Linked DNA regions of Mus musculus: all the other regions are linked to region 1. A link is a loop called in an ENCODE intact Hi-C map of the cell type or tissue named here. Cell type or tissue: heart. All regions are shown on one strand. Each heading gives the region's core, and the rest is flanking DNA. Links, peaks and the distances in the headings are about the cores only.

Region 1 (10,799 bases), core at 1,618-9,617:
GCAGTACAGTCATGTTGAATGAAAAAATGAATGCACTGAGGTTTCAGCTGAGAGGGACAATGCACATTGAATAGTACTGATTGTTAACTTGGCAGATTGAGGATCACCTAGGAGATGACCCTCTGGGCACACCTGTGAGGATAATCTAGCTTGGCTGAAGTCCTGACCTGGATAAAAAGGAGAAAGTGAGCTGAACATCAATCAGCATTCATCTGTCTCTGCTTCCTGACCACCAGCCTAAAGCTCTGCTTCTTGACCACCACCAGGACTACGCCTTCAAATTGTGAGCCAGATTAAACCCTTTGTCCTTTAAACTGCTTTTGTTGTGCTATTTTATCACAGTGGGAGTAAAGCAAATGAGACAAACAGGAGCTGATTCCCTACCACCACGACCATGTGCCATGTGAACTGCAAGGCATGTCCCAGCATGGTGGTAGAGATCCGTGCAGCTTGCTGGTAAACAGCTGGCAGCCCTTTGCTTTGAGACTTGGGGTGGTGTCTAGGTCATTAGGATGCACATTTCTCTGCACTGCTCTTTCATTTGAATAATCATTTGTCACAATAAGAAAAAAAATTGAGAGGGAAGGTTGAGAATGCATTGTGGTTCCAAACACAATTTTAAATCCCAACAAAATAGAGGCTAATATTTCAATAAGAAGGTTTTGTTTTCTTTGGTAACGAGTATTAGAAAGTTAAATTAAATGTGACCTAAGGAGAGAAAAATGAAAGTAACACATTGGCTCACATAGTCAAACCTCTCCTGAGTGGCCGTCAGGCTGCATTGGATCTAAGTACTCGTTTCTCTTTTAACTACTTGGCACAGTGAGTGTCCCTGCCTTAGAGCCATCTTTGGTTTTCAGAAGATGAATTTTATTGTGAGAGAATTTGCCTGTGCTTGCTTAGCAACCCCCAAAACAAAAACAAAACTCTGTAAGTCAAGAATTCGACTGAAAGTTCAGATCTTTGGAGGATGAAGGGCCCTGGATCCTTCCTTTAACAAGTTACTGTGGCAGAGGCTTATTATAAGCTCTCTGGCCTTGTCTGAGACACCCCAGAGCTCCAGATCAGAGTGATAGCCTAGTACAACACCAAAGAAACTCATCTTTTAGTCAAGAGGGGTAACAACATCTGTAAAAACCAGCATTTGGGAGGCTCAGGCAAGAGGACTGTCATTCATTCAAGGCCAGCTGGAAGTCATAGCCATCTGTAACTCCAATTCCAGAGAATCTGATGCCCTCTTTGGGTAACTGATCCTCTGGAGCTAAAGTTACAAGTGGTTGTGATCTGCCCAACATGGAGTCTGGGAACCAAAGTTTAGTCTTTATTAAGAATATCAAGCACTCTTAATTCCTGGACAAAATCATCACATGGGCCCAGATTTTATCATTTCTAGCAGCTTCCAGTAATAGGTTAGTGTTGGCACAATTCAATGAATATACAATGTGCCTTTATGCTTCAAAGTGCCTCTGAGATGTTGCTCTTAAAATGAATGGAAGGGGAAAGTTCACTAACACTGTGGAAGGCTCCAGAACTCAAAAGATCAACTTTGCTTTCTTTCATCTGATCAAGCCTAGTGCCCCAGGTGATTCTAAGTAACAAACCCAAAAATGTTTCTTTTCTAGTCCATGCTCAACTCACCCTTGAGATGTCTATTCAGATAAGATTGATATGTGCACACTTTCAGAAGTACTCTAGAATTATCTACCATCCTACAGCACTACCACTGGAATCAAACAAAGCAAAAACCACAGAGATGCCAACCAATTTTTTTTTTTTTTTTTTTTTTTGGTTTTTCAAGACAGGGTTTCTCTGTATAGCCCTGGATGTCCTGGAACTCACTTTGTAGACCAGGCTGGCCTCGAACTCAGAAATCCGCCTGCCTCTGCCTCTGCCCCTCTGCCCCTCTGCCCCTGCCCCTCTGCCCCTACCTCTGCCCCTGCACCCCTGCCCCTGCGCCCCTGCGCCCCTGTTCCTCTGCCCCTGTCCCTGCCCCTGCCTCTTCGAGTGCTGGGATTAAAGGCGTGTACCAACCAATTTTAGCCTCTGGCCATGCCTTGTTGGAACAACTCCCCTCCCCCCAAAATCCAAATATTCCTAGCCTTGACACCTTTTAGTATGTTTCTGAGCATAAAAGCAACCAAGGAGGAAAAACAGAAAAAAAAATATCAATAGCCATTTTACCACAAAAGGTACTGCTTTTGATAAACAACCTTTAAGGTCTCTGCCACATTCAGTCAAGGAAGATTCTTTCTATCTTCAAAGCCTACACAATGATCGTGTTGCTCTCCTCATTCTACAATATACCAAGGGCTCCCTCTTTGGTGCCCTGAATATTCTCAGCTCAGGGAACACAGATATTAGCAAGATGCTTCTCCAGCCAGAAAGGCATTACACAGGAATAAATTGTCAGCTGTCCCTCAGGCTACTGGGAAGCTGAAACAGACAGGTAATCTCTTTAAAACACAATCTCATGACCTAGACAAGAGAATTAATACTGCACCTATCCTACAAACCCCTCAAGCCTAGCTGTTCATAGGGCCCTGCTCTGTTAAATGAAGGTCACCTAAATCTTTCCACCCTGCTTTTTCCTTGAGGTCAGCACCCCCTGGAAGTCTGTCTATGCCCAGGGACTGAGAGGCTAGAGGAAGAAAGGCTGAGTGTTTCTTCCTTGCTTCTTCGCTACTTCACTTGAAAGTGTTACCCTAAAACTCACTCCCCACCCAAGTACCTTGCAATATAGCTCTGTATGGGAACAACCCTTAAAGATGTGATGTGGTCAAGGGTCAGCTTCATAGTACACAATCATAACTCTAGCACTGGAAATTTAGCTTGTTATTTTACAGCAGAGTTTGTTTCATAAACCCCAAGGGAACCTCTGTGGTGGTTAAAATGAGAACCACCCCCATAGGCTCATATATTTGAATGCCTGGTCCCCAGTTGGTGGTACAATTTTTGAAGGATTAAGAATTGTGCCTTGCTGGAGGAGGTATGTCACTGGTGGCAGGCTTTGAGGCTTCAAAAGCCCAAACACACTAGTCAATTCCGCACTCCCCCTCTGGACATTGCCATGATCCCAGCCATGGTGGTCATGGACTCTAATCCTCTGGAACCATGTGTCTCAATAAATGTTTTCTTTTATAAATTGTCTTGGTTATGTTGTCTCATAATGACAATAGAAAAGAAACTAAAAGCAACGAAACCTTCAACTCCTGGATAGCCTAGCCTAACCTTGAACTTCTGATCCTCCTGCTTCCACTGCCTTCAGACTGGGAAAACAATTATGGCTCACCATTCCTGGACTTAGCACTCAGAATCTGAGACAGGAGGCTCACAAATTTGAGGGCAGTCTTGACCATGAGTAAGACCCTATCTCTAATACAAACAATAAAAAGATATGGTTAAGGTAAAATGAGGTAATATCTGAATAGTGTTCTTATGAAATGAAATTAGGAGGTATGAACTCTGTGTGAGTTCAAGGCAAGCCTGCTCTACATACCAAGTTCCAGGACAGCCTGGGCCACAAGGAGAGACACTGTTTCAAACCACCACCAACAACAACAACAAACAAACAAAAAAAAAAAAACCAACGAAACCCTTATGATTAGAAAATATACACAGAGAGACAATCCTGTGGTGACAATGATGACACAGGCTGGGGACATAAATTATTAGAGAGTGCTTGCCTAGCATGAAAAAAAGCCTGGATTCAATCATCAGCATCACATAAACATAAACCAGGTATAGTGAGGACCACCTGCAATCTCAGCACTTGTGAAATGACTACAGTAATGCCATCTTGTCCTGACTCCATTTTTGTGTTTATTTAAACAGTTCTCAGCCCTTTATCCCTTTCCCCAAATAGTCACATCTGCTTGACAACATATTTGAGATTTCCATGACCTTGACTATGGCCCAGATATATTATCCAGAGTAATTAATGTTTATACAAAGTTAACATAAACTAAAATAACTGGAAGATGTATAAGTAAAAAATAATTAGCATGTTATGTCTAAAATAACTACTACATTCTTCCAGAAATAAATGCTTCAAGGTCACTCTGACTCTCACCTAACTTTGATGTCTTTTGATGGTCTTTGTGGTTTTTACCTTTACAAACTCTGTACCCCTGAGCTTGGTCACCAAGAGGCTTTGAGGCATGAGCCTGCTCGTGGTCTCCAGACAATAAACAACTCATATACTTTTAAATGGCTTAATCAGTTTGGTTGTCTGTATCTTTCTCTAGTGGATTATTATACTTGAGAAATGGAGGCAGAAAGGACAGGATACAAAGTCATCCTCAGACACAAAGCAAGTTGGAGGCCAGCCTGGGCTACATAAGACTATCTCAAAAGCTCACATGAAACCATGAGGGGACATTAGCATCTACAAGAAGAGGAAGAGCCATCCAAAAAAGGGATTTCTGTTGGCGCTTTCACCTTGAACTTCCAGCATTCAGAACTGTGAACTGTTAGGTTTTGGGCTTGTTTTGGTTTGGTTTATTTTGTTTTGTTTTTGAGTCAAGATTTCACACTGTAGACCAGGCTGGCCTCAAACTGGCAGAAATCCTTCTGCCTCTGCCTCCTGAGTGCTAGGATTCCAAGCATAATTTACCCTGTCTCACTCCACCCTCCAGGACTGTGAAACAAACAAAAACCCATGACGACTGCTTAGACAAGCCAGTTTGTGGGCCTGGCTTCAGCAGTCTTAGTTGTTAGCTTTCTGAGACAAAAGTCAGAAAGAACGCAGAGTCTAACCTTTGACAGACAGCACTGTATTTATTAACACCCACAGCGAGGGAGTAGCAGCCTCTCTCCTGTGGGAAATTGAGGGGTCTCACAGGGGGGATAAAGCTGATCTATATAAAGTGTTGGAGTAAGGGACTTGGGAATGAGGTAATTGTAGCAGCAGTAGCCCACATTTCTTTTCTGCAATCTCTCCTTCCTGAAATTGTTTGCTCAAGGCAAGACCTTGGGAGATGAGATGTCTCTACAAACTTGCCTTTCTGAGCTGACCGATAAGATATAGCAAGGCCATCTGTAATCTCCTAGGATTCCGGTTTTACCTCTGAGGAGTCACTCTATCATTAGCAGAGCAACAAAGTCACTGCACATGGAGATGCTGGCCAGTCTGGCTGTGTGCACTGGTAACAGATGGTGAACTACACCTTTGCCAGTTTGCACCTGGCTATTTTAAAGTTGTGTGCACAGAATGGCATTTAAAGGTCTTGCATATCTCTTTAGAAGGGACAAAAAGCATAACATAACCCACAAAGCTTGCATGGAGGGAGCAAGTGGCTGTGCCCCAATTTGGAGAGGTGTTCAGTTTTTCATAGGAGGGGATTGCTTTTTGGTTTAACTGGCATTCTATTTTTTAGGGGAGGGGTCTTTCTTTTCTCCTTCCTTTTTTTATTCTGATTTGCCTTGTAACTGGGGCGAGTGGGGGAGAACTGGAAGTGCTTCTTTATGTGGGGGTAGGGGGACACGGTGAGCCACATGGAGAGAATCCCAAGATACCACTGCCTCATCCACCCATTCCTGTCCCCAACACATATACACAAAAATGTGAATTGTCATTTTTTTGAAGTTTTTTTTTTTAAGCAGTAGTTCCTGTTACATTCAAGGAAGACCTAGGCCATTTTATTATTAAACAATGGTCTCTTTTTAAGTAAGAAAAGAGAGAGAGAGAGAGAGAGAGAGAGAGAGAAGAAAAGAAAACTCAAGATCACTTTGGTAGAAGGCTAGGATCTGCCCTACTATGGCTGTGTTTTAAATCTGTTTTCTTAAGTCCTCAATTAAGCTTTCCAGAAACTGGGCGTGTTTTCATTTGCATTCCGAAACAGAAATCTGACGAGTTTGAACATTGTCTGCTTGGGTTCAAAAGGAAACTGTAAATTTATACAGTCTGTTTTAAAAAAAATGTCAATTGCATCTTAATGAGTCTCCGCAGAGAAGTGCCCCACCCCTTCTCCCATCCCCCTCCCATCCCCCTCCCTCCTACTGACCCGGCCCTCCTCTGCCACCGCCCACCCCCTTCCTGCTCACCTACCTCCCCTTCCTTCCTCCACTTCCCATTCCCCTCCATTTCATTTCCCAACTCCCCTCCTTCCAGCTCTACTTTCCATCCCCCACCTTTTCACTTTCCAAACCTGCCCCTCCTCCTCCATTTCCTAGGTCCTCCCTCCTTCCCAGCCCCCTCCTTCGCGCTTTCCACCCTTTTTCTTCCCCCCTCCTCCTCCACCTCCTCCCCCTCCCCTTTTCCTCCCTGAGCCGTGTGCATTCCAGCTGCAGCCCTGCCCCTTCCTCCCCACCCTGCTCAATTCTTTCTCCCCCCCCCCTCCCCCGCCCACTTTCCAGCCCGGTTACCAGCCAGGCTCCCAGAGGGCTGGCGAGCGCATGCTTCCAAAGGTCACGTGGTCCCTCCGCCTCCCCGGCGGGGGAGGGGCGGCTGCCGAACCTGTTCTTTGTTAAGAGGTCAGAGCCTGCGCCTGCGCTAACTGGGAAGGAACTACCGAGGAGCTTCAAAGAGCTGCGCAGTCTCCGCGCCCCGCCCCCAGCTGGGCCTAGGTTGTAATCGCTGGACTCCTCAAAGGCGGCCGGGTTCACATCCTCCACAGGGGTTGGGGACCTTCTGGGAAACCCAGAGACCCTATAAAATAGGGAAACTGGGGAGCAGTGGTGTGCTTAGCGGGAAGCGCTTGAATGCTCAAATGTGTTATTCTATCTAAAGGTCTTTCCCTGTGCAAAAACATTTTCCCCTCCAAAAATGAGAGTTGAGGGGGAGGGGAGGTGGGTAATAAAACTAAGCGTGCTCTGTGCAAGCAGTTGAACACTGTGATTAGGTTACATAGCTGTAAAAATATTTTTCTAGGTCACTAGATATTTTTCAAACTCAGACTTTAACTGAGGGCAGTGGAATTTTTTTATGCCAGAATGTATTAACCACTCCTGATTGCAAAGAATTGCTGTGTCTTGTTTGTTTTTTCTTTTGGGTTTTTGTTGTTGTTGTTGTTGTTGTTTGGCTTTTGGTTTTTTTGGTTTTTCGAGACAGGGTTTCATTTATCTGTATAGCCTTGGCTGTCCTGGAACTCACTTTGTCAAGGAGGACGGTGAGGGCCCCAATCCTAGCCTGCAGAGGACCAGGATGTGGCTCCCAAAGTCCATGGCTGGACAAGTTTTAGAAGCCCGGATCTGAGAAGGACAGAAGCCAACTGGGGCACAAATATAGCTCTTGATCTGGTGGGTGCTCTGGGATGGGAACTTATTTGGGGACACCGGGGCCAGCCTTGGTCATCTTTATTTCTCTTACATAGCAATGAGCGTCGTTTACACAAGCACAGACACTTAAGGTCTTGCTAACATATGCCAAGCACACTTCTTTACATAACTGATATGACTTTCATGGCCGCTGTAGGGTACACACTGCTGTCCCCTGCGCCCCCTACCCCCTGGCTTTTTTGGGTAGTTTTGGCTATAGCCCAGGCTGGCCTCGAACTCAGAAATCTGCCTGCCTCTGCCTCCCGAGTGCTGGGATTAAAGGCGTGCACCACCATACCCGGCTCACTGTGTCTGTTTTAAAACATGGGCTGGGGATGTATCTCTGGGTAGTGCGCTTGACTAGCAGGCATGAAACCCGGGTGTTGGCAGCACTGCGTTCCAACTGAGCATGGTGGCACACACCTGTAATCACAGTGCTGGAGAGGTGGAGGCAAGAGGACCAGAACTTTTTCAGGTCGTCGTCAATTTCACAGTTTGTATTGTTATGTTTTGTCGTTATCGCCTAAAAGCCAGTTCTTTTCTACAGATAGACAGAAAGGGAGTGGATCTGATGGGAGGGGAGGTAGGGAAGAACTGGGAAGAACAGAGAGAGGAGAAACTGTAATCAGGATATATTGTAGGAGAAAAGAATCTATTTTAGTAAACGGGGAAGAAATGACTTTAAAAGAAAAATCATTATTACAAAGAAAAAAGGTTCTGAGTCTGAGATGTATGAAACCTTGATTCAAGACAATAAAAGGTTACAGCTCAGTGACACTGCACTTGCTCGGCACTCAAAAGTGGAAGAGTGTGTAATTGTGTAATTATGTAAGTAGCCTTTTCCTCTACAGTTCTCAGTGTGACAAACAAATATAGGTCAGGGATAAGTATGTTAACCTTGCCTGCTTGGATATTCCGGATTTTCTGTTCCATTCTATGTATATCTGTATACATATCCTGGGAGTGGGGAGCACATGGGTGCACTTATGCCATGGCATATGTATAAAGGTCAAAGGACAAAGTGGGTTTTCCAGGGTTCGTTCTCTCTCTCTCTCTCTCTCTCTCTCTTCCATTCTGTGAGCTGTGAGCACTGGGATTATGGATGTTGGATACAGTGTTCATTTTTGTGTGGGTTTCAGGGACCTGAACTCCCATCGTTCTTGCTTACTTGACAAGTACTTTAAGCACAGCCATCAGCCAGAATTAGACTTAAAGGTAGAAAATACAATACTGACCACATTTCCAAGAGTTGAAGATGACTGACCAGGCTGGCAGGAAATAGCTCCTAACATCCACAAATCCCCATCCATTAGAAGACCTTGGGAAAAGCTCTCTGGCCATACCTTTGAGAGGAACACTTCATAAACGTCCCATAAAGCCTCAGTGTTTGTCATGAGGGTTGGAAAGTTTCCCTTCTGTCATGTTTTTTGATAAATACCATGTTTCACATATGACATTTAAACAGAATAGTCAGTATCACTACTTCTATCTAAATTGAGTACCAGTGGTGAAAGGCACAGATCTCATGGTGGTGGGATGAGATTTGGGCATCCAGGTATCCAGTCACCTCCTGTTTGTGTTGAATTCCACAGGCCTCAAAAGCTCAGGGCCTGCTCTTTGATAAATAGCCCAGCAGGGATGTAATGAGTGAATGGAATCACTCAGCTAGTGTCTAGAGTGTGTTGTATTTCCAAGTTTTCCCATTTTATTTCTTCTTGAACACTGAATATTAAAAAGAATAATTGCTGTTTCAGTTACTTTTCTATTGCCATGACAAAATACCATGACCAAGTCAACTTATAAAAAAAAATCATTTAATTTAGGGCTTACAGTCCCAGAGGGTTAGAGTTCATGAACACCATCGGAGGAGCATGAAGCAGACAAGGAGGCATGGAGCTGGAGCAGTAGGTGAAACACAATCACAAAGCAAAGAGAGCTAATTAGGAATGGTATGGGCTTTGGAAATCGCAAAGCCTTAACCAATAACGTACTCCCTCCAACAAGGTTCCACCAACTGGGGAACAAGTATTCAAATATATGAGCATATCTGGGCCCATTTTCATTCAAATCACCATAATCAGCTTTACCCAAGAGAACAGAAAGCAAATGTTTATAGAACATGAACTCAAAAGTTAAAAAAAAAAAAGAAAAGAAAAGAAAAGAAAAGAAAAGAAAAGAAAGAAACACCCAAAATTGTATCAGTAAACAAATACATATATAAAATGTGGTATGTTTATATAGTGGCATTTAACTTAGCCATAAAAAGGAATTACTAAAACATTCCATGAGGAGGTTGAATCTTAAAAACAACATAATAAGACCCAAAAGGATATATATTCCATTTGTAGGGAATGTCCAGGAAAGAATGAACCTTCACCACTGGAAAAAGGTGAGGAAAGACTCTCAATGAGACTGTTTTCTATTGAGGCAAGAAAAACATTCAGAAAGAAGACTGTGATCAGCAGTGCATAATTCTACACATCACTAAAAACAAAGCAATGGATTATACAGTTTCCATGTCTGAATTTATGCCATGTAGTCTGTTACACTTTTTGTTTTGTAAAAGAGTCTCATTACAGAGCCCAGGGTACCCTGTACCTCAGTTCCTGACTGCTGGGATTACATGACCATGCCACCACAATGGCTTCAACAACTTTAATGGGTTTTGCTGTTATTTGAAACAGGATCTCCCATAACCCGTGCTGGACCTAAACTTGGTATGTAGCTAAGAATACCCTTGAACTCCTGATCACCCTTTCTCTCTCCACTTCTCAAGAGTTGGGATTACAAGTATGCATCACCACCTGCTAACAACCTTACAGTTTCCTTCTTGATGGTACTTCCTCTAAGTTAGAAAGGACCATTGGTGCCAAAGCACCTTCAAACTCACCATCCTAAAACTAGCAAAGGCTACAGAAGTTGTTTTCTGGACAGTGGTTTCTTGCAGATCATTCATTTGCTTCCTTACCCAGGTCTAAGCCCCAATCATGTGGCTTAAGCACTTGGTTGCATTGTTTTAAACTTTTGTGTTTTCTGGCATGTTCCCATGATGTTCTGGACCAGATCTCTCTCTTGCTGTGATGTGCTTGACCACAAATTGAACTCATTTGGGGCTGATGGGATTACCTCCTGCTTTCTGGAGCTTCAATTCAGGTTTTTCTTTAGTTAATTTTGTCTCACATGCCTCTTGTAGTTCCTTCTCCAGGGAGAAATGCCCATCTACCACAGTGAGATTTGCATTTCCTGTGGAAACTCAGGACCCACTCACATATACATGTGTAGCTTCCATGTGCACCATGCTAATGAAGTAGTCCTCCCATTGTGTCTGTGAGTGCTCTGCCACTTTCCTGTTGACATACTTTCATTTTTCTCAGAGCTAGTCACCACTCATAGCTGGCTTCACAACCAGCTCTTTTTCAAGACATACTCGCTCAGCTGAAAAACATTGGTCTAGACCTGTGGCCTTTGGCCAGCAGTGATTCTGCCCCAGAAAGGAGATTAGGCAATGTCTGGAGACATTTTCAGTTGTTAGTCGGGGCTAGGAA
Region 2 (10,799 bases), core at 1,116-9,115, 290 kb after region 1:
AATGCTCATTGCAATGAGTTATTGGTCTGGTTTGAGGTATCTGGCTTCTGTGGCACCATCAATATTGGATTCTCATGAGGATCCTCCTAGTGGTTATTCTGTTCTTGTGCTGTGTCATGTAGATCCTGAAGCTTTGGATCAGCAGGACTGACCCTTTCATGCATTCGGCGTAGATGATATAGATTGTGGCGTAGGCCAACTCAGAGCCCTGGCTTTCAGCAGAATAGTGCTCTCTTATCTGCCCCACCAGGGAGAGCTCTCCAGCACTGCTCATGCCAGGCCACCCAATGCTGCCATTGACAGGAGGCAGGGCCAGCACATCTGCTCTCATGCCCTCAGAGTTGGCCAGCTCACCTGAACCCAAGCCTCCGGAGCCAGCTCCACTGTGCTGCCAAATCAAGACACAAGGCCCATTCTCCCAAGGGCTGCAGCCTTTGAGGGCCTGGGTCAGCTCACACACCCTTGAAGCTGGCTCACCTGTGCCTTGGCCATCAGGGTCAGCTCTATTATGTTGCCCAGGTGAGGCACAGGGCCTGCTCTCCTGAGTGCTACAGCCAGTGAGGGGGCAGGGCCAGCTCACCTGCTCCCATGACCCCAGGGTCAGCTTACCCAACTAACTTCAGATGTCTTTAATCTGAAAATTGGATTCAGGAAATCTGAAAAAAAAAAAAAGTACAAAAATAGAAAATAATCTTATAATAAATACATTTTTGCTTTGTTTTGACAGGGTTTCTCTGTGTAGCCCTGTCCTGGAACTTGCTCTGTAGAACAAGTTGGCCTCAAACTCAGAGATCCACTTACCTCTGCCTCTGCCTCCCAAGTGCATATACTACTACTACCACCTAGCTAAAAATTAAATATTCTTTTTTTTTTTCCATCAGGAGAGAATTTTATCTTAAAAGTGTCACCTTAAACTGCAACAATGTCTGTTAAATATCACAATTAAACATGCCAAAGGAGAAGCCATGTTGTCAGATGCCCACCTACCCCCCTACACCTCAAACCCACCCTTGCTCACTGTCTATATCTCCTTTTTCTTTCTTTCTCCCTTTCTCTCTCTCTCTCTCTCTTTCTTTCTTTCTTTTATTAAGCAAGAGAAAGTACACAGATACATGTTGGTAAATGCTGTCTGTATTCACATAGAGACACAGTGTAATCTCTGAGCCTAATTTACAGAGAAAAGAAAAAAGCTAGAATTCTATACACTACTTACTGCACTACTACTAGCACGCTCTAGCCTCCAGCAGAGCCAAGGGTACGGGGTGGGGGTGGGGGGGGCTTTTTTCCCACAGAGCATGGTGGTGGTGTTGAATCCACAAGTTTTTGAGACAAGAAAGGATAAAACTGTATTTAGAGCAGAAATGTGGAGATTCTTTTGCTCAAGATATTTTCCCCAAAATTAGTTGAGAACCATGATGTTGAGACCTCAAAAACAGGGTGGCCGAGCACAGAGGAACAGGGAGAAAAGGACTGCAACTTGCTCCCAGGAACTGGAGAAAAGAAAAAAAAAAAAAGAAAAAGAAAATAACAAGGAAGGTTGGAATCCATCAATCTTCTGTGTTAGTCATCCTCGCCTTCATCCTCCTCTCCCTCCTTGCCTTCATTCTCATCGTCATCTTCTTCACCTTCATCATCATCTACTTCATCAATATCTTCCAACCTTTCCTTCTCTGTGTCTCCTTCTCCTTCTCTCCTTCTCTCCTCCTCCTCCTCCTCCTCCTCCTCCTCCTCCTGCTCCTCCTCCTTCCTCTCCTCTCTCCTTCATCACCCATATTGGGAACCAAATAGTTCTGCAAGGGATTTGGCCAAATATCATCTCTGATGACCTATCCTAACTTGTCAGCACGTACATCAGAATGGTCAGTAAACCGGGTAAAGAAGTTCTCTGGCTCTTCATGCTGCCTCTTCCTGCTGGCCTTATTCTCCGTTAGACTTGAGCGTTTTGTCAAATCCTTTCCAGATTTCCATATGATTTCAGTGGACTTTGAAGACAGGTTACCACTCTCATTCAGATGGAATTCTTTGGAGAGAACCTTATTTTCAAAGTAAGGATTTTCATCAAGATAAAAATCTGTTCTGTGCCGGGCGTGGTGGTGCACGCCTTTAATCCCAGCACTTTAATCCCAGGAGGCAGAGGTAGGCAAATTTCTGAGTTCGAGGCCAGCCTGGTCTACAGAGTGAGTTCTAGGACAGCCAGGGCTACACAGAGAAACCCTGTCTCGAAAACCAAACCAAACCAAAATAAAACAAAACTCTATTCTGCAACCTGATTTAATGTCTTCAAATTAAACTTCAACTCTGCTCAAATAATGCAGAGCCTCCTCGTCCTCCTCCCCAAGCAGTGCAGACACTTATGGATGATTGACAAATGTTGTTACCCCCAAATTTGGAATTTTGGCGATCAATTCTGACTTCTCCTGAAAAAACGGTTGGTAGAGTTTGTTATATTTTGTTCTACTTTCAAAATTTCCTCACTGGCTGGTTCATTAAGTCTGTCTATTTCATTTTGTACTTCATCAACATGTTCAATTGCTTCTTGGTGTTCTTTTTCTGAGGTCTTGTCTGCCCTGTCTTGATTGTAGTTGAGCTCCTTTTTCCTGGCTTTGGCCATGATGTGGAGCCCTCCGCGCTCGGGGGCGGAGCAGGGAGGGGCGGGAGGGGGAGTGAAGGGACAGCCAAGGGGGCAGCCAGTGAGTTCCCCTCAAACCTCACGTGAGGGCGCCCGCTTTTTCTGGCCTCCCCATGACCACCTAGCACTGCCCGCAGCCCCTGAAGCTGAGGCAGGCCCGGGGGAGTTGTGTTGAGCCCTTGGCCTGGGCTCTCACTGAAGGTGGGGCTCCTTGACTCACACCCTGCTCTGGCTTGCTTCTTGATTGCCCCGAGCCGCCTCCTCCTCCTAATTTTATTTATTTATTTATTTATTTATTTATTTATTTATTCCATGATAGGGTTTCTCTATGTAGCCCTGGCTGTCTCTGGAACTCAGAAATCCGCCTGCCTCTACCTCCCAAGTGCTGGGATCAAAGGCGTGTGGCACCACCTCCTGGCCCAGGCCCAAAATTTATTCTTAAAGGTAAAAATGTTAGACACTAAGCATAAATTGTCAAAAAGATTATCTAAATTAATATGAACATTGCTGAATACCATGCAAACATGCAAATATTAAACCATGTTTATACTGTATTTTCATGCACTGTCTCATAGCATTTTTTGTACTGTGTGCATGGATTTGAGCAGGACATCACTGCATTATGTGTGATCTAAGTCATCAACAGCAGTTGTTTCAAGCAAGGTTAAAAGATTTAACAAAGGTTCTTATTTGGACGAAGAAGTGGCTGCTTAGCCTTATTTATAATAGCCAGAAGCTGGAAAGAACCCAGATGCCCCTCAACAGAGGAATGGATACAAAAAAATGTGGTATATTTACACAATGGAGTACTACTCAGCTATTAAAAAGAATGAATTTATGAAATTCCTAGGCAAATGGTTGGACCTGGAGGGCATCATCCTGAGTGAGGTAACACAATCACAAAAGAACTCAACTGATATGTACTCACTGATAAGTGGATATTAGCCCAGAAACCCAGAATACCCAAGATATAAGATACAATTTGCAAAACACATGAAACTGAAGAAGAACGAAGACCAAAGTGTGGACACTTTGCCCCTTCTTTGACTCTAGCTGCATATGTATCAAAAGATGGCCTAGTCGGCCATCACTGGAAAGAGAGGCCCATTGAACACGCAAACTTTGTATGCCCCAGTACAGGGGAATGCCAGGGCCAAAAGGGGGGAGTGGGTGGGTAGGGGAGTGGGGGTGGGTGGGTATGGGGGACTTTTGGTATAGCATTGGAAATGTAAATGAGCTAAATACCTAATAAAAAATGGAAAAAAAAGAAATGGGAACAAAACACCCATGGAAGGAGTTACAGAGACAAAGTTGGAGCTGAGACAAAAGGATGGACCATCTAGAGACTGCCATATCCAGGGATCCATCCCATAATCAGCCTTCAAACGCTGACACCATTGCATACACTAGCAAGATTTTGCTGAAAGGACCCTGATATAGCTGTCTCTTGTGAGACTATGCTGGGGCCTAGCAAACACAGAAGTGGATGATCACAGTCAGCTATTGAATGGATCACAGGGCCCCCAATGGAGGAGCTAGAGAAGGTATCCAAGGAGCTAAAGGGTTCTGCAACCCTATAGGTGGAACAACATTATGAACTAACCAGTACCCCGGAGCTCTTGACTCTAGCTGCATATGTATCAAAAGATGGCCTAGTTGGCCATCACTGGAAAGAGAGGCCCATTGGACATGCAAACTTTATATGCCCCAGTACAGGGGAACGCCAGGGCCAAAAAGTGGGAGTGGGTGGGTAGGGAAGTGGGGTGGGGAGGGTATGGGGGACTTTTGGGATAGCATTTGAAATGTAATTGAGGAAAATACCTAATAAAAATATTTTTTAAAAAAAGAAGTGGCTGCTTAGAAGTCATGAGCAATGTGCTGTCCTGAGGAACAGGCTGGCTTGGTTGTTTGCCCTTCCAAATAGCAATCTGAAGGCTCTATGAGGAGAGACAATGAGGATAGCCATAAGGGGAAATCTGCAGCTAGGAGGAGCACAGCATAGATGTGCGATGGTCACCAAAGCTTAAGTATTCATAGTATCATTGAATTGTACAGTAACTATGGCTAAACGAACAATTACATGGGATGTGCATTTTCCCGCAATAAAATCAGTGGGCAAAAAACTAAAGTAGCTCTTGGCACTAGAATGTTACAACTCTCCTACTTAAATAATATTATAAAAACGCAAACATCTTACTAGAATCAATCCATTGTGTTCTCTTTCCTAAGCAAGCAAATAAGTAGAGATGACCACTTTCCTTGTTCACAATGAGATCCCCTCAGTATATAATAACTATCACACTGGAGTATCACCTTCCTTATGCTGAGCAAAGCTCTATGGTGTGTATAGAGATAGTCTCCACGTAACTGGGAGTGGTGGCCCCACTCAAAGGGGGTGGGGTGGCAAAGGGGGTGGGGTGGCAGGCCATTTCTGGGATCTCTTCTGGCAAAACATCTTCATGTACTTATCTGAAGGAAATGAGAATACGCATACCAGGCATGGGGTGCCATCTTGTGGAAGTAAGAAGTTGTGCACTCTAGCAGTGTCTTCTGCCAGAGTTGGCCTCAGCTCCAAAGCCAGAGTAAGATAAGTGTAGAGACAGCACATTACCTTTCTCAAACAGAATCCACACCCTAGTCAGGAAGGAAAGGCATACTTTCCAAAGATGCATGCATAGCCCTTAGCCTGACCAACGTTTTTCAGATCCATGATTTGGCTATGAAACCAAATATCATTGGACAACTCAGGTCAGTCGGCGTTTTCTACCTAGTCCCATGAGATGTTTTTGGCCCTGCAAAAACTCAGCTAAGAGCTCTCACTCTGCAAGCCATGTCAGACATCACCGTAGAATTCAGTCATCATCCTGAATCTAATGAATGAATGACATATTTTATAATAAGCTAATAGGAACTTAAGTGTTTGTGGTTATGGGACACCAAGAAGCCAAGTCCCAGAACTAGAGTGGGAGGGTAAGGCCAGGCAGTTCTGTAGGAGTGGGAGAGCAGCCTGGTTTACATAAACAGCTCCAGGCTAAACTCAAAACAGAAACTCTTCCTGTTCCAGGAGATGATGTGTCCTTTCTGGGTACAGAGTGTAAGAGCAAACTTCATCAAGCCAAAAATTATTCATAATAAATTGAAAGAAGCTGAATGTAGTGACCTGTGTAGCACACACAAGAACAGAAGTAAATAAAATATCAGTCAAAACAAACATGTAAAGCCGGGCTGGAGAGATGGCTTAAGAGCATTGGCTAATGTCCCAGAGGACCCAGGTTCAACACTCAAATGCAACTCATGACTGCCTGTAACTCCAGCCCCAGGGATTCTGGCACCTTCACACAGACATACATAGAAGCAAAACACTAATGCACATAAAATAAAGATAAATTAAAAATGTAAAGCCTGCAAAATCTGCTTTACTTGCAAGCCACACTAATGGATTTGTAATATTAGGGCAAATTACTCCTTGGATACATCCCAGTAAATATCCATACTACCCATTCTCACTAACAAAGAGCTTATGACATTCTTTTTTGTTCATCTGTTTTTCTTTTTTACTTTTTGAAGCAAGTACTGTTTGTAGAAAAAAGGGAGGGGCTTTAGAAATATTCACATATGCCACTGCCATTCACTAACACTGGAAATTGACTTGGGTGGGTAGAAAAATATGTGTACCCATCGTTATCCATACAAGGAAGAGTCCTCTGTAGGTTAGGGTAAGCAATTTTGCAGTACCATTTCCCAGCAAGCAATTCTTTCTGTGTAAATAAGGCCATTTCTGTGGTACCAGGTTGCAAGTAATCCTAATTAGCTGCATAAATCTGACATTCTGTGGCTCTAAATGGGTAAAGGGTAATCCTGTTTTTGTTGTTGTTGTTTTAGTTTTTGTTTGTTTTTGTTTTGCCTAGAGAATTATTTAGTAACATGGTTTAAATGACCTGTGCACTAGTGTGTGCTCTCTCTCTGTCTCTCTCTCTCCCTCCACACACCCCCACCCCTCATGAAACTAAGTGACATATGACTGCTTGCCCATCTACAGGTGCTGAGAACCAAACCCAGGTCCTCTGGAAAAACATCCAGTGCTCTCAAGTCCCGAGACAGCTTTCCAGTCTACATCCCCTCCCTTCTCTCTTACAATTATAGCTTCTTCCTTTATACTTTGACTGTTATTTACTGCTGACACACAAATGAAAACTAGGAAGCCTAACAATGATTCCCAGGGTTACAACATCCATTTTAAAAATAGAACATTCTTGTAACTCCCTCCAGAACCACCATGGCTGTGAATATACCACACCATTTGTTTTATCATGGTCTTCTTTCTCCAAATGACAGGAAGGGGGTGAGTGGAAGCTGTGGGGATATCTCGAAGGTTAGTGGATACCTAGGTTGATTTTTTTTAAAATAAAGCAACCAATGGCATTTGACAAAAAGGACAGAAGGTGGGAACCCTGCCTGGCCTGTAATGCACACCCTCGTTTCCTCAGGGAAAATGCATGATGACCATTTGCCAGAACAGGTCACCTAAACACCACCTTTAGCTTTTCACCTATTAAAGTAGAATCATCTTTACACACAGCACAGGGCTGTGATCAACACATTTCTGTGCTGGAGTCCCTTGATGAGATCATCAATTAATTGATATTATGTGTGTTTCAGAGGGTGTTTACCAATGCATGTGAGAGACAAATGCAGATGTTCTTTTTCTCCTCCTAACAAGTGAGGGCAGGGATGCAAGTTAGGTTGTCAGGTTCACTGGCAAGTGCATTTACTCTTTGAGCCACTGAACCTTAAAGAGATGATTTTTTTTTTGGTTTTGTTTGTTTAAGATGTGGTTTGACTATGCATTCCTCACAGATTTATGCCTGCCTCTGCCTCTCTAGTGCTGGGGTTAAAGTCGTGAATCATCATCCCTTGGCCCCGGTGAGGTTTATTTCTTTGCTCTTTTTGGTTGATTTGTTTTGGTGTGTGTGTGTGTGTGTGTGTGTGTGTGTGTGTGTGTGTGTGTGTGTGTGAGAGAGAGAGAGAGAGAGAGAGAGAGAGAGAGAAGTCTGTCTCTATGCGTACTTGACAGTTCTGAAACTTACTGTGAAGAACAGTCTGCTCTTGAACTGAGACATCCACGTGTCTCTGCTTTTCAAGTGCTGGAATTAAAGGTGTGCAGAACTATACCTGGGGCAGGTGACATTTTTAAGTGTCAGTAAAAACTTAAACAATTATAGACTATTCCCTCCCACCTTCCACCTCTCACCTCCCACTCCCTTGAGGGAATGGGAAAAAGCAAGCCCAGTAGGATCTGTTTTGCATTTCAAGTCAATGCCATTAACAGAGGTCATCTAAGGATGTCACGGGCCAATGTATTTGCCATAGGTGTTCAGCACATGCTGTGCGAGCTGCTGGTGCTGCCTGCCTTCAGCTTTCTGGTAAGCTGAAGACTCACTGGTGTGTTCATGGCTCTCAAGGATCAAGTTGCTACTGCAGAACGGTCAACAATGCCTCCTGTTTACTTCTCTAAAGAAACACATTTCTCAGAGGTGTGGTCATTTATAGTGGGACTCACCTAACAGTGCCTAGCACTAATGTATTTGAAATGTTTTTACTTCTGAATTATTTACATTGGCTGAAATTCTATAGACACTTCAAGGCACTCAGAAAACCACACAGTAGAACTAGCAGTAATGTGTTTTGCAAGCAGTGGTGTCTGACTATAAATAGGCAGATTAAACAGAAGGAAAACTTTTGAGTCATTGGTTTAAATGTTGAATATAGCACCATACTAACAGGCAGGGACATCATTCGTTGGCCAAGATTACAAGTTATCACACTCGATGTCCAGGGGTGGTAATCCATTTCACACCTATATTCCACTTTGTTCCTATTGTAGTACATTTCAGGGTGTGGGTTTGTTGCACTGTTCTCAGTGGAGAGTTGCTGCTCATAGGCTGTCTTTTCTTCTGTAAAGATACAATTTAAAGGAAGAGACTATTCAACTACATACGCACTTTAGGAAACACTTATTGAAGATATTACCAAGTAGGGAAAGTAGTGGATATTAGGGTGCTGACAAGAGCAATGTGCAATTATATATGTGTGTGAAAATACATATCACAGTGGATTACATTATTAAATACACAAATTAAAATATTAATAAAAGCTAATTTTGAAAAGATGGTACCAACCAATGCATTTTAACTATTTCTCCATGATAATTTCTTGAATATGGTTGAATTTTGGGATTTAGATCCACAGTACATGAAGAAATCAGTTTATTTTTCCTTATGTAAAAATATCAGCCTACAAAATATTATCAGGACTTTGGGGGAATATTTATGGTGTCAAGAAACACATAAAATATGTCAGACAGACTCTGGGAACACATGCTCCTGGTTGCCCTCTGACACAGGACACTTTTCTGTCAGTGGGACCTGTCTCTTGTTTCTGGACAACAGGAGCAATGATGAATTAGCATCATTATGTTACATGAGGGTGCAGGATAAATTTGTAATACACTCCTTGCTGAAAGACTCTCTTACAACAGCCTTTTGAAGAAGAAACTTGCCATGCTATGAACTTTTCAAATGAAGAAGGCCAAAAAGCAAAGATTAGAAGGCTTCTTCCAGCCAACTGCCAGCAAGAGGTCTCAAGTTTAGCAACCTGTAGAGCTCTGACTGGATGCTACCAATGCCCACAGTTAAGCTGGAATACTACTGCTAAAGCCCCCTCAGTGACTAGTCTGCACAGGTGACTGTGCGGACTACAGAAGCTACAGAAGATTCTGGGACAGGCAGAAGCGACACAGCTTCTGGGACAGACCCTGTTTCGTGCTCCAGACATCCGGGAACCTTTCCTGTCAGAGGAGAGGTGTCCACCCGGGAGGGCTCTGCCAGAGGACCTGGGGGAGCCATCTTGGCTCCTGGATCCCTCAGAGACTAGTCTTCGCAGGTAAGAGTGTGGACTACAGAAGCTACACAGCTTCTGGGACATGCAGAAGCAACACAGCTTCTGGGACAGGCCCTGTTTAGGGCCTTCATCTTCAGCCAGGAAGCAGGTCCGAACGCCAGATATCTGTGTATCTTCCCTGCAAGAGGAGAGATTGCCTGCAGAGAGTATTCTGACCACTGAAACTCAGGAGAGAGCTACACTCCCAGGTCTGCTGACAGAGGCTAACAGAATCACAGGAGGAACAAGCTCCAACCAGAGACAACTATAACAACTAACTCAAGAGATTATCAGATGGTGAAAGGCAAATGTACGAATCTTACTAACAGAAACCAAGACCACTCACCATCATCAGAACACAGCACTCCCACTTCAGCCAATCCTGGATACCCCAACACACCCATAAAGCAAGACTCAGATTTAAAATCATATCTCACGATGCTGGGAGAGGACATCAAGAAGGACTTTAATAACTCACTTAAAGAAATACAGGAGAACACTGCTAAAGAGGTAGAAGTCCTTAAAGAAATACAGGAAAACACAATCAAACAGGTGATGGAATTGAACAAAACCATACAAGACCTACAAAGGGAAGTAGAAACAATAAAGAAAACCCAAAGTGAGACAATGCTGGAGATAGAAACCCTAGGAAAGAAATCTGGAACCACAGATGGCAAGCATCAGCAACAGAATACAAGAGATGGAAGAGAGAATCTCAGGTGCAGAAAATTCCATAGAGAACATGGGCACAACAATCAAAGAACATGCAAAATGCAAAAAGATCCTAACTCAAAACATCCAGGAAATCCAGGACACAATGAGAAGACCAAAACTACGGATAATAGGAGTAGATGAGAATGAAGATTTTCAACTTAAAGGACCAGCAAATATCTTCAACAGAATCATAGAAGAAAATTTCCCAAACCTAAAGAAAGAGATTTCCATGAACATACAAGAAGCCTACAGAACTCCAAATAGACTGCTGGTGGGATTGCAACCTTGTACAACAACTCTGGAAGTCAGTCGGTGTGAGGAGTGGGTGTGGCAGCAGTCCCAAGATGGCGCCCGGGACTGCAGCTAAGTCTTATGACTTGCACCTGACTTCCTCATACACCTGAAAATAAGCCATGACCATCGTGAAAGCTGCACAGGTGCACCATGATGCTGGTGGTTTAAACAAGTCCATATTTGGTGGAGACATGCCCCTGCTGCCCTGATTGGCTGAAGCTGC
Region 3 (10,799 bases), core at 1,946-9,945, 360 kb after region 1:
GAAAACAGTCAAGAAAAGAAACCTGAAAGAATATATCAAGACAGTGAGCAATTCAAGATGGCTGCCTTGGATGGGTTTCTAGATGGTTTAGTTAAGAAGGTCCAGGGTGGGTGGCATTCAAATGGCAAAGGTTACGTGCTATTCAAGATAGCATACATAGCTTCAAGGCAAAATGGCACAGGTTAGGTGGAATTTAAGATGGCTCAGGGTGGGTGGGGTTCAAGATGGCCCAGATAGGTTCAGTCAGGATGACATAGAACAGAAGACATCCAAGGTGGCACAAAGTGGGTAGGCTCACCTGTTATCCTTTGTCCAAGGGTGGAAATATGAGGTACAGGTCCATCAGCCCCCTACTCCCCATCTCCTGCAGGCCTCAAAGAAGACCCTCCCAACCATGTCCTGCTTCTGGGTGTTCCAGACATCCTGTGGTCATATCCCTCCAACCCATGATCCTTTAGTTTCGGTTGGAGTGGATGCCTGGTTTGAATGACAGTGAAGCCCCATCTCATAAACCACAATGAATTAGAAGGTAGCACTCAGGGAAGTGATGACATGGTGGGAGGCATTGTGCACAGCATTCCACCTTTAGGGACTTTGCAAAAGAACAGCCAAGTGTACTATGGGTGATTACAATCTCTCCTCTGCACAATGGGACTGGTCTAGAAAGAGGCAGAGGCTGGCCTTGTACAATGTGGGTGTGTATATACAGAGTGTATATCTGCATATTCATGAATGTTAATGCAACTCCCACAGCCTACACCATTACTAATGACTAGGGTTGTATGGTGGTGAGAGTGGGCCTTCCAGGGGAGATGACTTCATGGAGGCAAAAGCAGGACATAGTTGCTCTCCTTACATCAATAGGGATGAACGCTGGTGACTTGGCAATATTAATGGGTAATTGATTTCCCTTTTAAGCACTCTGGGTCCCCACCCATGCACAGGATTCTTCTTCCTCAATGATCTGGACTTCAAGTGTCTCCTAGATAGTTCTAAATTTGTATTAATGTCACTATGGACTACCAGATGGCCTCAATGTATCTCAGATGCCAACTCCCCCATCCCCCACAGGACCCTCAGTAATTCCTCTCTAGTGTAAAAGACACTAGCCTGTAGTGATCTGTCAGAGCATCTGACAGCTGCTCATGTGACTCTTCATCTAAGGAGGATGTTCCCATCCAGACAGACTGGAGATCTTCTGCCCTTGTAAGACTGAAGATTTAGTACTGGCTTTCCATAAGGCAGCAGGCCATGGAAGCACTGAAAAGTAAACTGAGGCACAGGACTCAAGAGATCACAGCTGAGTACAGGGAAACAAGACTACATTAGACCTGCTGGACAGAGGGGGCCTGTTCAGCAAATTTAGATATGAGATTCACTGAATTACAAGCACTCTGTCCACTGAGCTACAGGCACTCTACCCACTTAATTCTACCCACTGAATGCAAGCATTGTACTGAGCTACAAGCACTCTACCCACTGAGCTATAAATACTCTGTCTACTGAGTCACATGTACTGTAATCACAAGCAGTCTCCCCATCCCAACTAAGCTATAAACATTATCTCAACTAAGCTATAAACACTGTATCCACTGAATCACATCCCCAGCCTGAAATGTTCTCTACTTGAGTCTCCTAATGAATGGAGAAATGAGCTTTAGGTCAGAGACAAAAGCATCAACACTTATTTCCTGGAGAACGCAGTGTGTGCTGGGGACTAGGGACGCAGGAGTTGTCTTTGTGTGTGAGTATGTGTATGTGTGTGTGTGTGTGTGTGAGAGAGAGAGAGAGAGAGAGAGAGAGAGAGAGAGTACGGAGGTGCTCCATGTTAATTTGGGTGGTATGTACTTGTTAGGCACCTGCAGTTCAAGACCTGGTCTACACAGCAAGTACCTGGACAGCCAGAGCTACACATGGAGGCCCTGTCTCAAACACCCACAAAACTCCGTTGGTCATAGACACCATCTAAATTTATGTGAGGGCTCAGTGAAGAGAGCGCTTATAGCTCAGTTATGTGTGTATATATATGAAAGGATGAGTAGGGGAGAGGGGAGGCTGATGTGTGTGCCCAGGTCCTTCTAAAAGATTCCGAGGGAACAGGGTCATGGTAAGGAAAAGGTGAAGAAGTTGGAGGACTTCAGGACAAGGACGCTCCCAAGATGTCCCATGAGGTCTATTCTAGGGACACAGTGGGGCAGTAAGAGGGCTCAGCAGACCAATAGGCTTGTTGCCAAGTCTAAGGACTTCAGTTTGATACCATGGACTTACTTGGCAAAACAACAGACTTCTAAAAGTTGAACCTTGACCCCACACTTGTGCTGCCCCCTCCCCTCGTTCACACAGTAAATAAGTAAATTTTAAAATTAACAAAAGAGCCAGGTGTGGTGGCACAGATATTTAATCCTAACATTTTGGGAGGCAGAGGCAGGCACATCTCTAGGAGTTAGTGACCCAGAGCTATGGAGAGAGTCCTTGTTTTCAAAAACAAACAAACAGACAAACAAACAAACAAACACAAAAAAGGACGAAGAAGAAGGAAAGAAAAAAGGAAGGAAGGAGAGAAGAACCAGCTAAGGTGCCGAGATGGGGCGTGGAGGGAGAGGGCAAGGAAGACAGACAGAAAGAAAAGGGTGGAGAACCAGTTGAGGTGCCAAGTGCCTGTGAATGAGTCCCTGAAGTCTCAGCACTGGGAAAGCTAAGACAGGAGGATTGTCTGGCATCTCCAGTCAGCTTAGGCTATGCAGTGACTTTCAGGTCAATGTCTCAAACATATAGAGGGCAGTCCCCATTCCCAGCACCCCATAACCAATCTGTGGTGGAGTGGGGCTCGGTTCCCAGCACTCAGAAAGAGGGGGAGGCGGAGAATGTGTAGTTTAAGGTCATCCTGGCTACACAGTGATGGAAAGGCCAGCCTAGAATACAACATGATACATAAATAAACGACATTCATTCAAGCAGCTCAGTTTCCCTCAAAAGTCAATCAAAAGCCAAGATGCAGCGAGTGTCAGCCAGCCTCCAAGAGGGAACCAGGATCAAACTTGCAAGCCCTTTTACCCACACACATTTTTTTTTTAACATCTCACCTGCTCAGCTGAGAAAGTGTTTATTGCCCCTCATCCTGGTCCTGAACCCTGACTTGACTTCCACACCAGGGTGAACACAGAAGCCTCTAGAATCTCTGCTCACAGCTGATCGGAGGACGCCAATCCCTCCCTCTGTCCTTCCTCCATCCTCCCGGAACACTTTCCTAATCATCAACACACCAGGCACAACTGTCCTAGTGACCAAGTTTGCTGAGAAGCCCGGGACTCCTGGGCTTCAGACTTGAGAAGCTGGCGCCCATGATTCGCAAGATCCTAGCCTCCCTCCCCAGTACTCCGGCACGTTTGGGGATCTACCGGCTTCCCTAGCAACTTTCGGGGTCACGAGGGTACCAAGTTTGAGCCACTAAAGAAAAAACGAGACCCAGGCACACAATAGATGCTGGGAAAACGTCCCCGAAGGGTCCCTTGGGGGTCACGCGTCCCTTCGAGTCCCGCCAGGGGTCTACAGTGCGGAGGCTGGATGCGATCCCGAGAAATCCTGGGCATGAGCGGGTGCGCAAGCGCCAGGGAGGCCGGGCGTGGTGTCCCAAGGGTGGCTAGCACCCCAGTAGGGAGCCTCCGAGTCCCTAAGGTGAAGTCACCCTCCTGAAAGCTCTGTGACGTGGGGCTGCCCCGTTTCCGGAGGCCCAGTAATGAGAGTGTGGGAGACAGAAATCTGAGGGTCGCTCCCAAGCCGCGTCCCCACACATAAGTTCTTACTCAGTTCTCACTCACCCACGGTGGCTATGGTGTCCCAATCTTGTAACGAGTGCCCCGCCTTCTGTGACGATGTCCTGGGTTTGGGGTCCGCGGCGGGCGCCGAGACCTTGGTCTTCACGGGGTCATGGTCTGGATCTTTTACGGTCGCCGCGGCACCAGCGGGCGGCTCCATGGGGCGGGGGACGCACGGTGTGACAGCGGCGCAATGGCAGTCTGTGCATCAGCAGTGGGCTCGCACGGGTGTTCCGGAGCCCGCGGCCGAGAGGACAATGGAAGCAAACTCAGCGGGTCTCAGAGCGATGGGAGGGGCTCATGGAAGTCGCCCGAGGGCTCCACGGACGCGCGTGGGGTCCGCGGGACCGGAGCCAACCGCAACCCTCTTCATTCCCGGCGGAAGCCGGCTGGGCGGCGACCGGCTTGTGACGGCGGGGGAGTGGGGTGTCTGGATGACGCGAGGGGGAAGAGCCTTCATCTCGCTCCGCCTTGTTGCGTAACCGACGGGGAGGAGCCCGGCGTTGGCCCAACCCTGCCTATTGTTACTCACCCGCGGGGCCCACGCCCATGGGATGTACCTGCACCAAAGTAAAAGTAATGGAGGGGGCTGCACTGGGGCCACGGGGTCCAGCTTGACACACACACACGCACGCACACCATGGGTCTCTCTCTCTCTCTCTCTCTCTCTCTCTCACACACACACACACACACACACACACACACACACACACACACACACACACCGCATGCCTGGTTCCTCCCCCTTGGCAGGAAGCGGGAAGGAAGAGGTGCAGGAACTTCCGGCTGCTGCTTGGATATTTACCAGCAGAGCCTTAGCAGTGGGTAAAGGCACCAGAAGGAGTCCGGGTTGGGCAGGGTTTCTCGGTTTCTCCTTAATCTCAGGGGATTGAACTCCTGGTGTTCTGTAGTCCCCGAGTGCCGCCCTCCCGAAAGCCCGGGCTCTCAGTGGCCCTGCAGCACCTGCTGATCCTGAGCCCTGGGGCTCCTGAGTAGACCGGGTTTCCAGGGACTTGTTATGCGGCTTCAAACAGGCCTGGGCTCGTAGGCAGTGCTGAGAACTGGGTGCTTCACAGACCGCAGCCACCACCTGCAAGGTGAGGGCGGTGTTTCCCTGAGCCTGGAATGCAAAGAATGTGGTCTCCCGGCTGCTCAGTGCATGCTCACTGCACTGCACCGCTCCTAGCTTTGAGGCACTGGGTCCTAGAAGACACAGGGCCAATAGGGCCCCAAGTCAGGAATGAAGTGGGGACCATCCATTCGGAACCAGTTGCCCCGATGATGCCCGTAGGTGGCAAGTACACTGACCTTGGCAACAAGAAAGTCTGCTGGCTGCTTTATTTATTATTATTTTTTTTTATTGTTTCACATTGAGAACATTTTCTCATTCAATAAACACATGCTAGGACCTGATACTCCACTAGTCAGAATGCACAGAGCCTGCTATTATTTTGAGTTTGGTTACACTATGACAAAACTGTAGCCTGATCCCAGACCTTAGTAGACCCCCAGACTTTATACAGCTGACTCCATGATGGAAGTATCATTCAGGTTATAACACTCAAAATGAAGACAGCGCCACCTACCAAAACTAAAAGACTAGTCCATCAAAGCCCTTAGTTCTGGGAAAGTTTCTAAATCTACTAAGCTTGCATTTTGGTTTCTGTAGTTCCACTTCTGGCTAATTGTTCTTGTTAAAACATGTCAACCTAGAACATAGTTTCTGTTTTAAAAGCTCACCCTGAGAAAGGCTTAGGGTACACTTGGAACCCAAGTACCCAAATGTAGTCTCTGGCTGGCTAATAAAGAATTTCTATTGCCTCAAACCCATGTCCATGCAGTCTTTGGTAAACATCTCAACAACAAAAAGCATTTATTCAACTCTGCAAACATTGATCTTCTGATGAGACAGATACTCTATGAGAATGGGTGCTCTAGCAATTAGGATCTGAGTTCGAATCTCTAAGCCCACATGAAGCATATATACATGTGCCTAAGGCAGGAGGATGGCCAGAATTGTTCCAGTGTGCTCCTCTGCCCACCTTCTTCTGCATGTGCACATTACCACTCACCCTAGGGTCTGCCATTGCCCTAACAGGTATCATCCTCCAGAAACCCAGGGTGATGTCAGGCAGAGCACCCAGGGAGTGCTGCAGACTCAGTATCTAGGGCTGCTCCACTGTGACTGTGATTTCTCCTCCCCCTCATCACATAGTGGGTCTCTTTTTTCATGCTTTGCTCTCTGCAGTCTTGTTTTGTTCCCACATAGCCATCACTTAGTCCCCACAATCTTGTGGACTCAGGCCTCTTGAATTGGGTGCTCTGCTGACATCATGGGCTTGATGATTGCTGATCACATGGCTTCAGGGCCTCAGAGGGTGGAGCTGGGGGGGGTCACAGCACTTGCACATGCACCTGAAAGCAGCATGTGCTTTGGCCTGAAAAAAGGTCATGACCCTGTGCATTATTTATTGGCACCTCAAACTCTGACAGGCAGAGCTGGTTTGTTAAAAACCAACTGTCACTGATAACTGAAGTGAAACTGCCTCAGACACAGCACAAAGGATTCATGGTGGCAAGGAATCTGCTCCTAACAGGTAGAAATACAGAAAAATAAATGAAAGGAAACATGGGCAGTCAAAGGTTGGATATGGGGCTAGGGATGGGGCTCAGTAGGTAGAGTGCTTGTAGTTGAGTATTTGTGACTCATTGAGTAGAGTTCTTCTAGCTCAGAGGGTAGAGCACTGGGAGCTTGTTTGGTAGAGTATTAGACCCAGGATGGCCCAGAGTGAATGACATCCAAGATGACCCAGGGTGGATCAGATCTAAGATGGTGCAGGTTGGGTTGAATCTAAGGGTGGGATCCAAAATGGCACAGAGCAGGTGTGCTACAAGATGGTGCAGGCACTCTTAGGTAGCACACAATGTATGAGGCTTCCTTGTCAGGCCCCAGGGAGGGTTCTTTCAGTCCCTTCCAGATTCTGAGTGACTCATGAGTGGCCCCTTTTCTCCTCATGGGTGGATGGGTTTCTCTTCCCTATCAGTGATTTTCGGGAAAATGCTGCTGCTTTCTACCCTTTGTTCAGTTTCTATATTTGGCAGTGACATTGCAAGTGAGCTTCAGAGGGTTCTTGTTTTCAAATAAAAGTCATGTTCTTTTGCTGTTGGTCAGGGAGTTTGTCACAGCAACAGGCAAGAAATCGAAACACAAGCTACATCAGTGAGGCTGATGTCAAATGCAGGAGTTCTTCAGCCTCAGCTTCTTAAGTGAGGCTGAAGATTCTTAAGATTCCAGATGTGTGCTAGTACACCCACCTGGGTGCTATCTGAAAGCATTAAAAACATCGGGTCTGATGGCTGGGTCTGTAAAGGCACTTGCATCATGCCTAATGGCCTGAGTTCAGTCCTTGGACCCACAAAGCTAAGAGAACTGAACTGATGACTCCCTGCATGCTAGGTATGCACCCTACAAACTGAGCATACTAGCTGGTTTTGTGTGTCAACTTGACACAAGCTAGAGATATCACAGAGAAAGGAGCTTCAGTTGAGGCAATGCCTCCATGAGATCCAGCTGTAAGGCATTTTCTCAATTAGTGATCAAGAGGGGGAGGGCCCAGGTAGCCTTGGGTTCTATAAGAAAGCATGCTAAGCAAACCAGAGGAAGCAATCCAGTGCACAGCATCTTTCTTTGGCCTCTGCATCAGTTCCTGCCTCTAGGCTCCTGCCCTGTGTGTTCCAGTGCTGACTTCTTTTGGTGATGAGCAGCAGTGTGAAAGTGTAAGACGAATAAGCCCTTTCCTCCACAACTTGCTTCTTGGTGTTTTACTGCAGCAATAGAACACTAACTAAGACACTGAGCTACAAGCACATTACTCACTAATCTTCAAGCACCCTATCCACTGAGCTATTGAACACCTTATCCTAGTAGCTATAAGCATTTTTGCCACTGAGCTGTAAGCACTACCTAGTGAGTATAGCCTAGCTCCAAATAGCCTCGGAAAGGTGAGATACGAATCTTCTGTAGACTTAAAAACTATGTTTAAGAAGGGTTTGTGGGTTTGTTGTAGTGTCCATAGATGCATCTTGTCAACAAAGCATTTGGATTTTCTTGTGGTCAGTTAAGTGATTGACGAGGAGGTGGGTGGAGCTCAAGTACTCTGGTGAAAGTAAGAACTTGCTTTCAGTCAGGGATCAAGTTACGTGTGTGTGTGTGTGTGTGTGTGTGTGTGTGTGTGTGTGTGTATGTATGTATGGTGGGGGTTGTGTTGTAGTAGGGCTTCAGTCACAGGTTCTAGTGGAAAACAAAACAGCCAGGAAGGTTAAAGCTTCAGAGTTTATGTCACTGGAAGTTGGATCTGTTTTCTAAAAGTCAGAAGTCATTGACCATGGAGATCTGGATGCTGAAGTTGTGGAATTTATAAGCCTCCTTGTGGGTGCTGGGAACTGAATTTGGGTTGGCTGCAAAGGTAGGTTGTACTTGTAATTGCCAAGCTGTCTCTCTAGCCCCATACATACTTTTATTATATTCATTCATTCATTCATTCATTCGTTTAGTGTCTAGGAACTTCCTGCTTTTACAAGTCTGGATATTAACTATTTCATGACTGGATGGGCACCTGTTGTTTCCTTTTAGATCCATGGATTATCCCTGCTTTACTATGGATTCACTTGGGACAATCCTTGAAGACACTCGAACATATCCCCTAGTCTCAGATCATCTGTGAAACTCTAGTTTTCAGGGTCACAGCATGGAGCTCAGCAGAGTAAGTTTCCCTTGGGCAGCAACCTTCTCTGTGGCAACTCTATCTCCTTTTCATGACTCAGTCTCCATCTCTGCAGATACCACCTTGGTTTCTCATGAAAAATAGCTGCAAATTCTATTTTCTTTTCTTTCAGGTGACTACTTGGTGGCTGCAGGCCAGGGTCAAGGACTATAAACTAAGTAAACTTGGGAAACTTTACAGACCCTCACTTAAAAACTTGCTAAAAGGTGCATATTGCATGCCTGTGAGGCCAGCACTAAGGAAACTGAGACAGAGGGATTTCTGTAAATTCTAGGCCAGCCAAGGCTGCATGGTGAGACCTTGTCTCTTGACAGAAAAATAAAACAAAGCAAACCACCCAAATCCCCAAAGAACACTACATGAAATTCTACTGAGGGTATAGGTGTGTATTATGAGGAAATTGTAAACGAATTTTTAAGTTTGAGTTCCCTACCTGGGAAGTGTTTACAATAATATTGCAGAATCTAAAGAAAATAACACCCAGGAGGCAGAGACATGTAGATCTCTGTGAGTTCAAGGCTAGCCTGGTCTACAAGTTTGAGACTATCCAGTGCTACACAGAGAAACCCTGTCTCGAAAATCCAAAATATAAACAAACAAACAAACAAACACAATAAGGAAAAATGCACATTGCTTCTGCTCAGATGAGGGGAATAGGAGGTGAAGTTTGATGAACTTCAGTCCAATAATGATAAACAGTTTTGATAAAATTGCAGAAATGTGTGCTTGGATTGGAAGAGGAGAAATTCCTCACCTTGGTGTGATCCTTACAGTGGGTGGCAGAAAATGCCAAAATTATTTAGATTCTTGATACAGCGAGAAAAGGTGTACACACACACACACACACACACACACACACACACACACACTCAACACACTCGAAAGTGCGAGGACATAGTCACAAGCTAAATTCACTTTTTTAGTGAAAAAAAAAAAGAAAAAGTTTCAATATTAGATATCCTAAGACTATACTCAAGCCTGGAAACATGAATTCAATTTTCAGAAGCCATGGAAAGCTGGACAGACAGAGCTGATGGCAATGAAGCTGTCCTCTGACAGTCATGCCATAACAATACATAAAAGTAAAAATCAAAGTCAGCTTCTGGATGGGACAACAGAATTGAACTCTGATTCCCAGGCTTGGTCACAAACACTCTTACCTCCTAAGCCACCTAGCTGGCCCCAAAATTGTGAATGTTAAAATCAGGAAATATGTTTAGTTAGTGCTGGGTTGTTTTTTGTTCTCCACAACTTTTTTATTTTTTCCTTATTAAAAACATGTTTACTCTTACAGAATAAATCATAATAGGTGAGTTTTGGTATTAGCTTTCTCACTCAACCTAACTCATTCTCACAGTATCTTTTTTGAGGAAATGTTTGTCACTGCTATGAGGCCAGGCCAGATGCTATCTCAAACCACACAGATCAACTTCCTGTTGTTGACTCAGCCTTTCACAGAACCTTCCAAGTGACCCTCTTCTGGCCAGACCCCTGCACAGTTAGTTTTCTTGTCAATTGATTCCTCTTTAAATGAGTCTGACTGGACAGTGGGCGACAGAAATAAATACTTTTCTTTAGAAAACATCTGCCTCCTCAAAGGGAGTATCCTCCTGTGGTAGATTTTGTAATGTGTTATCCAAAATCTGAACCCCATGTACCTCCCACAGTGATTATGGGAAAAAACTATATACAATTTTAAAAAATCTTAAAAATATTTAAATAACCAGTCAGTGGTGGTGCATGCCTTTAATCCTGTAAGACAAGAACTTGGGAGGCTGATCTTTCAGTGGGAGGCCAGCCTGTTCTACAGAGTGTGTTCCAAGATAGGCAGGGCTACACAAAGAGAAACCCTGTCTTGAAAAACCAGAAATAAACACAACAAAAAATTAAGTAAATGGATAAAGAACTGACAATGATAAATACATAAAACCAGCCCTTCAAATTAAAGGTGAATTTGAAAAGTCACGGCCTTGTATGAAGTAGAATCTTTTAGAAGAGTCACACTTCTAGAAGCACCCTGTGATCCAGGCCAAGCTTAGGGTACTTGATTGTGACTTTGTAGTTTCTCAGAAGTTGTAGCAGGTCCTTCACTTTTAGCAGCATCTACTCCATTGTTCCTGGTTAGCATTAAACCATGGGTGTGATTCCAGCCCCTCCCTTCTTTTGGAGAAATGAGAAAGAGGAACGAGTTTGCAAACAA

Evidence for each region. Hi-C counts contacts between places; a loop is a spot of excess contacts. Peaks named below come from ENCODE experiments on the same cell type or tissue, not always from the same donor. Only the 100,000 strongest peaks of a DNase experiment are listed, where the experiment ranks them.
Region 2: a loop joins it to region 1, with 2.3 times the contacts of the local background. A loop is called at or near these places in 5 of 42 quality-filtered maps.
Region 3: it touches region 1 in a loop (2.2-fold over the local background); 3 of 42 quality-filtered maps call a loop at or near these places.

What each region holds. Positions count from the first base shown.
Region 1 is chrX:77,427,202-77,438,000 of GRCm38, forward strand. No RefSeq gene overlaps it. Among named protein-coding and RNA genes, the nearest start is that of Tbl1x, 79 kb to the right of the region's middle. In heart, for the core only: a CTCF peak has its summit at 6,561 (motif pointing left); a DNase peak (open chromatin) is centred at 6,440; H3K4me3 peaks cover 1,119 bases; H3K27ac peaks cover 1,276 bases.
Region 2 is chrX:77,715,417-77,726,215 of GRCm38, forward strand. It overlaps the pseudogene Gm14746. Among named protein-coding and RNA genes, the nearest start is that of Cldn34-ps, 45 kb to the left of the region's middle. In heart, for the core only: a CTCF peak has its summit at 5,147 (motif pointing left); no DNase peak of the experiment used is centred there.
Region 3 is chrX:77,791,730-77,802,528 of GRCm38, forward strand. It overlaps Prkx (protein kinase, X-linked), which reads right to left and starts at 4,210. Exons shown (of 9, transcript NM_016979.2): 1 at 3,819-4,210. The coding sequence starts at 3,975. In heart, for the core only: a CTCF peak has its summit at 5,395; DNase peaks (open chromatin) are centred at 3,772 and 4,302; H3K4me3 peaks cover 2,494 bases; H3K27ac peaks cover 1,845 bases.